Regions from separate parts of the Homo sapiens genome. Here region 1 is linked to region 2. Evidence: chromatin loops called from intact Hi-C (ENCODE). Cell type or tissue: PC-3. All regions are shown on one strand. Links, peaks and the distances in the headings refer to the core of each region. The heading gives the core; the rest is flanking DNA. Region 1 overlaps NEK11 (NIMA related kinase 11). Region 2 overlaps NEK11 (NIMA related kinase 11).

What was found. Peaks named below come from ENCODE experiments on the same cell type or tissue, not always from the same donor. Only the 100,000 strongest peaks of a DNase experiment are listed, where the experiment ranks them.
Region 1: it touches region 2 in a loop (6-fold over the local background); 1 of 110 quality-filtered maps calls a loop at or near these places.

Annotation. Positions count from the first base shown.
Region 1 is chr3:131,106,242-131,110,646 of GRCh38, forward strand. It overlaps NEK11 (NIMA related kinase 11), which reads left to right. Exons shown (of 18, transcript NM_024800.5): 5 at 3,562-3,680. Among named protein-coding and RNA genes, the nearest start is that of NEK11, 82 kb to the left of the region's middle. In PC-3, for the core only: no CTCF peak of the experiment used is centred there; a DNase peak (open chromatin) is centred at 2,090; H3K4me3 peaks cover 587 bases; H3K27ac peaks cover 1,560 bases.
Region 2 is chr3:131,215,249-131,219,653 of GRCh38, forward strand. All of the region lies in intron 14 of NEK11 (NIMA related kinase 11), which reads left to right. Among named protein-coding and RNA genes, the nearest start is that of NUDT16-DT, 160 kb to the right of the region's middle. RefSeq lists an enhancer at 1,499-2,000. In PC-3, for the core only: no CTCF peak of the experiment used is centred there; DNase peaks (open chromatin) are centred at 1,793, 2,323 and 3,073; H3K4me3 peaks cover 990 bases; H3K27ac peaks cover 2,645 bases.

The sequences.
Region 1 (4,405 bases), core at 315-4,314, 110 kb before region 2:
AGAAACTGTAGAGGAAACAAATTTTTATTTCTATCCTGTTAGGGCTTTTTTTTTTTTTTTCCCATCCTTCGTAAGAATGTTAAAAGTTTCTGGTATAGAAAGGACATTTTTCACATGGGAATTCTATCTTACCTCTATTTGACTCTTGCTTTTAACAATTATGCTTGAAATGCTCATAAAGATGAGACATTAAATAGCTAGCCATCACCTTAAGTTATTTTTCTTGCTGACAAGCTATGTCACATAGAGATAACATGAACTTATTTTACTAAATAAACCTAGGGGAGAAGAGTTGTGCATCTGTATTATACTAAATGCCGACAACTCTGAAGGTATGCCTGCATTAATCAAGCCAATATACTTTTATTAGCTACTATTTACCGAAGATTATCCAAGATTATGTCAACTTGAAAAATATTTTAGGTTTGTTTCTAAGGGTTTAAGGAATACCTATTTTATATAAGCACTTATTTTTCTTTAAACCAATTAAATAGTTCTCTTTTACAACTTAATTTTGGCAATACCATAAAGAAAAAGAAATATGTTACACATTCATAACATACATACTGACATATATAAATATAAACATAAAAACAGATCTTGTAGTATTCATTTAAAAATTTTAGCCAGGTGCCAAGTACAATAACACAAAGCTCACTAATCTGGAAGTGAATTTTTTTCTGGCCCATGGAACAAGATTACCCACCCAGATGGCTAAAGCTTTTGACTGATATTTGTAGAAAAGACTTAAGATTTTTTCCATTGGCCTTCTCTAAGGAATCTTTTAAAGAGGAAATCTTTGATTCATTTCATATCTTAGATATTTAATACTTCTGTGTATCCATTAAAGAGTGTGTCCCATTGCTTTTGTGGTATGTTGGATCCTTTCTTCTCTAATGTGCCTCACAAGTAACCAATTTTATCTGGGTTAAAACTTCACTGTGGCCACTGTAATTCTAGCTTGTCCTTAGTAAGGTTAACACATTTTAAAAAAATGCACAGGTTCTGGGACCATAATTTTTGTACATGGAGAAAATTGTGCTTATTTTTGGTGTTTTTAAAGCGATACATTGGGTTGACATACGTCGTGCACATGTACCCTAAAACTTAAAGTATAATAATAATAAAATAAAAAAAAAAGAAGCTAGCAGGTAGCTTCACTGATATTTCTTTAAGGCAAATTTTTCTTTTCCTTTTTCTTTATCATTGTCTTCATCCTCTTCTCTCTCCTTTCACTCCTCTTCTGAAGGTATTCAGGAAGAAGATGGCAACATGTAGGCAATAGTCTTTCTGCCACTGGAGATGTTTTATCGTGTTCAGAGAAACTAAATGAGATATACCAGAATCCTCGCATACTCAAGTCCTGCAGTTGGCCCTGCAGAACCTTCATATATACAAAAGCCCTTCATATATGCAGATTTCCATTCCTGCAAATATTGTATTTCCAATATGTGTTTGGTTGAAAAAATATCAGTTTAGAAGCTGATATTATAAGCTTGTAAACTGATATATTAAGCAGACCTACGCAGTTCAAACCCATGTTATTCAAGGGTCAACTGTATGTTTACAGGTCACCTTTCATCTGAAGGACTTTCATGTCTGCTACACAGGATGTTATAATGATCTATTGTCAGAAATGTTCTTTGCAACTTACAGAAACATGAGAGTACAGCTTGTATGGCTCAACAGAATTCTGATAAACTCAAGGAGTAAAAAGAGAGAAGAAATAAAGGCAGGTTTGAAGAATGAGAAAGAAATGATAGTCTTTTAGACAAGGAGTTAAGTATTCAATTCGCCATATTTTTGAATTCCACCAAGCTTTGGAACACTCTCCTTGGCCCAGAAAAACTATCAGGAAACCGTACTTGAGCTAGGCTGCTAGTGAATGTTTGCTATACTTTTGATTTGTTACGGCCCTGTGTAGGAGAGAAAATGCTAAGCAAATATTTGCACATTGCACTGTAAGGAAATAAAAAGTGCATTAGAAGTGAATCAGTTGACCTCATATTGTTTCATTAGAAGTAATTTCTTTTGGATTGTCTCATTGCCTATAAATGTTCTTCCTTTGCATCTTAACAACAACTCTGTCATGAGTAGTCTATGACTAGCTTATTTTTTCCACTTTTGCTCCCCATGAATATGATAAGGACCTCTCCCACTCTTTATGGGGCCTGTGTTTTGCATCCTGCAAAGACTAAACACAGTTAACATTGAATCCATCCTTTTCTTTAGAGGAACATTTCTCAAATTATCTCTAAGTTTTCGGTGTTTTACAGTAAAATGGATCAGGTCTAAGGGTTCTCTAAGAAAATTTAGCATTTGACATTTTTATTTTTATAGCAATTGAAATACATCAGTACAACCATATTCAGAAAGGGCATTATGTCAGACACTGCCAGGCTATTTTAGATGTTTGTCATTTTTGATCATAGTTAGTTTTTGGCCTTAATAATAAGTATTATTATTTTACTTATTGCCAGTGAATGATAGGATAGAGCTTAACTAAATGCTTAAACGATGTGCTTGGATCCCCACATAGATCCACAGTTATTATATTCCTTAGGGTTTTGCTATAGCTACGTAGAGGAAAGGAGAATTCAGTCATCCCAATGCGCATGGTACCCTGGGCATGCTGAACTCAAAAGAAGCTATACTACAGCAGCTATATGCACAATATAAGTGCCAATTTAGTTTCACCAAAAATCATCACTTTATATTAAATTCATATCACTGATTTGAATTTTATTGGCCGACCTTTTTAAGTTTTATATGTTAAGATTCTATAATTATATACAACTCTAAGTGTAAGAAAAGTTATTGCTAGTTTTATGTGGGTGCATATATAGGTAATATAATAAAAAATAATTTAGATTGAAGGTTTGTGTGATAACTTTTCTCCTTATAAGGGTTTTTTCCTGGAGTGATATCATTAAAGCATTTAAAACAGATTTTATGAAGTAACTACTGATACTAGAGGAAAGAGCTAAGCTCCATTCTAATTTGTGCAGAGTGACTGGGTATTCAGGGAGAATAAGGGAGTAGGGAAGAGGAACAGCAGGGGCCTGAGCAGAGTCAAGGAAGTGAAAAATTACAAAAATCAGGAAGTGGAGGTTGGTCCCTGTAAACTCATGTGGGTTTGTTATCTGGTGCTCATCAAAGTTAGACTCCTAACCTTCCTTAGAGATTGGGAGACAAGAGCCCTATCTTCAGGCATTGGCTGGAAGAAACTGTCAATTCTTCTGTCTACCTTGAGTTTTCTCAGGTAGGAACTTTAAGGGGTAGGAGGGTAGGACCATCCTAGGGTTGTGGCCTTGGGCTTTTAGAAACTATTAATAGATTCGTGTTTGTTAAAGTCTTTATAGGTTAATGTTGAGGCCGAGCTGAGAAGAGTGCTCAAAGGAACCTGGATAGACTTTGATTAAAGAGAGAATCTTTGTCAGTGATAATTACAGAATGGCACTTTCTTATAAACAGTGACTGCTATGTATTAACTGTTGTTAAGTGAACTTGATTTTAACATATTAGCTGAAAAAATATGAAAGATTATGCTCTTCATTTCAGGGCCGAGATCTGGACGATAAAATTCAGGAATATAAACAAGCTGGAAAAATCTTTCCAGAAAATCAAATAATAGAATGGTTTATCCAGCTGCTGCTGGGAGTTGACTACATGCATGAGAGGTATGTTCATTTGCTACTGGGGGAGCATGATATATTTTTAACAGTCATGTTTGAACTTGAAAAGTGAATTTTTTTTCTATAATTGAAAGAAAACAAGTTCAAAAGGTATATGGCTAAAATTAAACATCTATAATATGTTTTTCCTTGAGAAAACTGTTGAATGATTATATCTAGAGGATTTACTTGCATAGCTTTTTGTTGCTGTTCTGAAACTCAAGTTGGCCTTGAATATAAGACAGAAATTTGTATTAAACACATTTCATTATGTCTGATCATGTCCTGTGAATTACAGGAAGTTCTCAGAAACCTTTGGCATCCTATGAATTTATTGTATCTTACAGCAGGCTTGAGTTGTAAATACCTTAGTATGCCACAAATGAATTGTGTGGTCGCCTTGGAATGTGTCAGTGCACACTTAGCTAGGTTCACATCCCAAAAGAGCTCAGTAATTGAGACAGAATGTATTCTTTCACCTCAGAGGGATAAGTATTCAGATAGAAAGTCAGTTTTGATATGAAGTATCTCATAATGAAGGTCAATTATTTTGATTATCTGTGATTTACATTTACAATCTCTGCCTCAAAAATGTATTTTAAAACTTTTAATGAATTTTTATAGGTCAAAAGTAAGAAGTTTTAGAAGTTAAATATTTTAGAGACCCATAAAATGATATGAACACGTTTGAAAAGATGAACATACATAGACAAAAAAGAAGTGGATATTCT
Region 2 (4,405 bases), core at 128-4,127:
AACATCACACACCGGGGCCTGTTGTGGGGCGGGGGGAGGGGGAAGGGATAGCATTAGGAGATATACCTAATGTAAATGACGAGTTAATGGGTGCAGCACACCAACATGGCACACGTATACATATGTAACAGACCTGCACGTTGTGCACATGTACCCTAGAACTTAAAGTATAACAAAAAAATATATAAAAAAAAAAGAAAAGAAAGATATTGTCTACCATGGGGGTGTGGGAGGTCTGTGAGCTTGCCTTTCTCTGGGCAAGGGGGTTGCCCAGAAGGCTGGGGTTGGGCATTTATTCAACCTGTGCATGTAGATATGGTGTAAAAGAAGGCAGAAAAGGGCATCTTACAGATGAGAAGATTTGATTGGATACATCCTTTGATATGGCACTCAGTTACATGAAGAGGCTTAGGGCTGGGGTGCGATGGAGACACTACCTCTCCCCTGCTACATCCACAACTGTGAGAGCTGGAGCACTTTCAAGGGCCAGGAGATTCTGCCTTCTCTTTGCAGAGGTGGGGATTGGTGATGGTAGATGGTGTGCTGGCCAGGAGAGGAACTGAGGATCAGAGAGGTAAAGTGACTCACATCCCAGAGCTTCAAAGAAATCTGGCCAAACTGAAAGCGGAGGCTGTGCCCCTCTATTTAGAGAGGTGACAGCCTAGAACAGTGCTGTCCAGTAGAATTTTCTGCAGTGTTGGAAATATTCTATAATTTTGTCACAGGTGACTATTGAGCACTTGAAAAGTAGCTAGTGCAACTGAATTTGTCATTTTATTTAATTTTAATAATTTTAATTCAAATAGCCACAAGTGGCTAGTGTCTACCATATTAGGTCAATTCTAAAAGAAGTGGTACTTTAAAGAGATGAAGTGGGAAAGCAAGAGTGAATTCAGGGAAAAATACAGAGTTCAGGTTATGAAAGCCAGGATTCTGAAGGTACATATGAGAACTATCTGGAAAGCATCAGAAAAATAAAGCTTCCTAGACCCAGACCAGGACAGCCCAATCAGAGTCTTTTGGTACATAACCTTTAAATGAGATCTACCATATTCATTGGTAAGAAGAGGCAGATCTGGGAATGTGGGTTGCAAATGATAAAAGGTCTTGCCTGCCAAACTTAAGATTTTATACTCAATTTTATTGGCAGCGAGGGCCTCATTGAAAGGGGAGAGTCACATGGTGAGTGCATTAGGCAAGGCTTGCAGCAGCCTGTGTAAGACATGATGCCAATGGAAGATAGGAGATGATTGCAGAGCTGAGTGTTAAAAGATACCTGGAGTATTCATTTCTCCCTCAGAATATGAGTGTGTTTATTTCACTGGGGGCTGTCCATATTCTTCTCTGGCTTGAACATTGGTTCAAAACATTTCTGCAGCAGCCTGTGTAAGACATGATGCCAATGGAAGATAGGAGATGATTGCAGACCTGAGTGTTAAAAGATACCTGGACTGTTCATTTCTCCCTCAGAATATGAGTGTGTTTATTTCACTGGGGGCTGTCCATATTCTTCTCTGGCTTGAACATTGGTTTGAAACATTTCTTAGCAAATATGCTGCTGCATGCCTCCAGTCCCACTAAATGTTACGGTGATTGAAAATTACAGTTGCTTCCCTTGGGCGCAGAGGGGGCTCTTTGTAATGAAATAGAGATGCAGCAGCCATTTGGCATGTGGAGTAACAGCTTCTCTGGGACCTCCAGCAGGGGCCCATGGTATCATAAAAGGGGATGAGTCACCAGGGAAAGGAACAATTGTGGGTCTCAGAGTGTGCCCTTCCCTCTCTATGACTTCTGAGCTCCAATGAGCAATCTTAACTGCTGTCACCGGGAACTAGGACACCGTGAACACAGTGTTCGAGGCCCAGCCGATGACTCACTGCATAACTCTGATAAACTATTTCATGGTTCACAGTGGGGAGAGAGATTGCTTTTAAAAATTGAAAAGGAAAAAATAAAATACAATATATGTTGAATTGAAGTTTTGAGATGGATAAAATGCCTTTTCCCAAACAGCAAAGTATCAGAAGAGTCAGTTTTTTTTCTTTAATAGTGCCGGGGAAGGCATGGGGGAGGGAGAGACTGGGTATCCTTATAAGCTGCTGGGAGAATGGAAAGCTGGGGTTTTAGGAGTGGTTTTTATCTTGTTGGGAGAGTTCAGCTGTCATCCTGAAGGACAGGTGACCTCTGCCTGGGAAGTGTTTTCCTCTAGCTATGCTGTTGGCCCTTTATGTGTACAGTTACACATCACTTAAAAACGGGGATGCGTTCAAAGAAATGTGTCCTTAGGCAATTTTGTCATTGAGCAAACATCATAGAGTGTACTCCCACAAACCTAGATGGTACATTTATGCTAAGTTTCGGGTGAATTTGGCGTCTTACAGAGCACATGATCGGCCACCATCTCACTCTGGCCCCTCCCACTCTCTTTCCCTCCACCTTTCTGGAACAGGGCCAAAGCCCTCCTCTTGTTCCCTGGCAGAAGGGATCATATCATTTTCTTTCCCTGCACTTTTATTAGGTATTTTTCTAAATACAATTTCTTAAAAAAAATTCTCACAACAACAATTATAAAAGCGAATCTTTCTACCTACTAAATTAATAAGTGCCATTTTATGGAGCATCTACCATGTTCTGGACATTATGCAAGATGAAGCATTTTAAGAAGACTTTGAAGAGGGCCAGGAGACTAAACCTCCAGAGAGAAAAAAATTTAGTCATCTGAGATGTAATTGATATCTGACAAAGGACTCACTTTAGCAGTGCCACAGATGTGGGCTCTATTATTTTCTTGAAGGTCTGAGGATTAAAGTTATAATATTAAAGAATGTGACTTTGCTGGCACCTGACTATTTTTCTTTAAGAGATGTTTATCTCTTATCCTTTATATTTTGTTTTGTAACCATGAGTCAAGATATTTTTATTATAATGTCCAAGTCTTTAGATGGGTTCCTTAGAAGCACAGCCTGAGATGGGTATCTGGTGCATGTATCTTATTGTGGAGAGCTCTAAGGATGTGGGTGTGTGTATATAGAGTTTGGTGTGGGGTTGGGGGCTGTGTCCAGATAAAAGGAGCTGAGCAAGGATGTGGTCTCAGCTGGAGACTAGCCTCAGTCTGCTCACACAGGGAGCTCTGGGGCATGAGTAACACCACAAAGATGGTTTTACCTTAAGTCACTCAGTCATTGGCCAGGACTGCCCCTGGGGCAGAGATGTGGCATCATCTTTTCAGTAAGGAGGGCTTCTTTGATCCAAGAACAATTCTGTGGAGAATAGAGTATCTGTGTGCTGTCAGCAACTGTTATAGGCTTCACTGAGTCCCCGCTAAAAGCCATATGTTGGAGCCCTAACCCCCAGTACTTCAGAATGTGACTGTATTTGAAGACATGGCTTTTAGAGAGGTGGTTAAATTAAAATGAGGCTGATAGGGTGGGCTCTAAGCCAATCTGACTGTGTCCTCATAAGAAGAGGAGATTAGGCTTTTCAATGATCGCCATTCTAACTGGCATGAGACGGTATCTCATTGTGGTTTTGATTTGCGTTTCTCTAATGACCAGTGATGATGAGCTTTTTTTCATATGTTTGTTGGTCACATAAATGTCTTCTTTTGAGAAGAGTCTGTTCATATCCTTTGCCCACTTTTTGATAGGGTTGCTGGAGAGGATGTGGAGAAATAGGAATGCTTTTACACTGTTGGTGGGAGTGTAAATTAGTTCAACCATTGTGGAAGACAGTGTGGTGATTCCTCAAGGATCTAGAACCAGAAATACCATTTGACCCAGCAATCCCATTACTGGGTATATACCCAAAGGATTATAAATCATTCTACTGTAAAGACACATGCACATGTATGTTTATTGCAGCACTATTCACAATAGCAAAGACCTGGAAACAACCCAAATGCCCAAAAATGATAGACTGGATAAAGAAAATGTGGCACATATATAACATGGAATACTATGCAGCCATAAAAAAGGATGAGTTCACATCCTTTGCAGGGACATGGATGAAGCTAGAAACCATCATTCTCAGCAAACTAACACAAGAACAGAAAACCAAACACTGCATGTTCTCACTCATAAGTGGGAGTTGAACAATGAGAACACATGGACACAGGGAGGGGAACATCACACACTGGGGTCTGTCAGGGGGTGGGGGACTAGGGGAGGGACAGCATTAGGAGAAATACCTAATGTGGATGATGGGTTGATGGGTGCAGCAAACCTGGGTGTAGCAAACCATCAGGACGCGTGTGTATCCATGGAACAAACCTGCATGTTCTGCACATGTATCCCCAAACTTAAAGTATACAAAAAAAAAAAAGAGGAATAAGAGATTAGGACACAGGGACACCAGGGTATGCATGCACAGAGGATGACCTTGTGAAGAAGCAGCAAGAGGGAAGCCA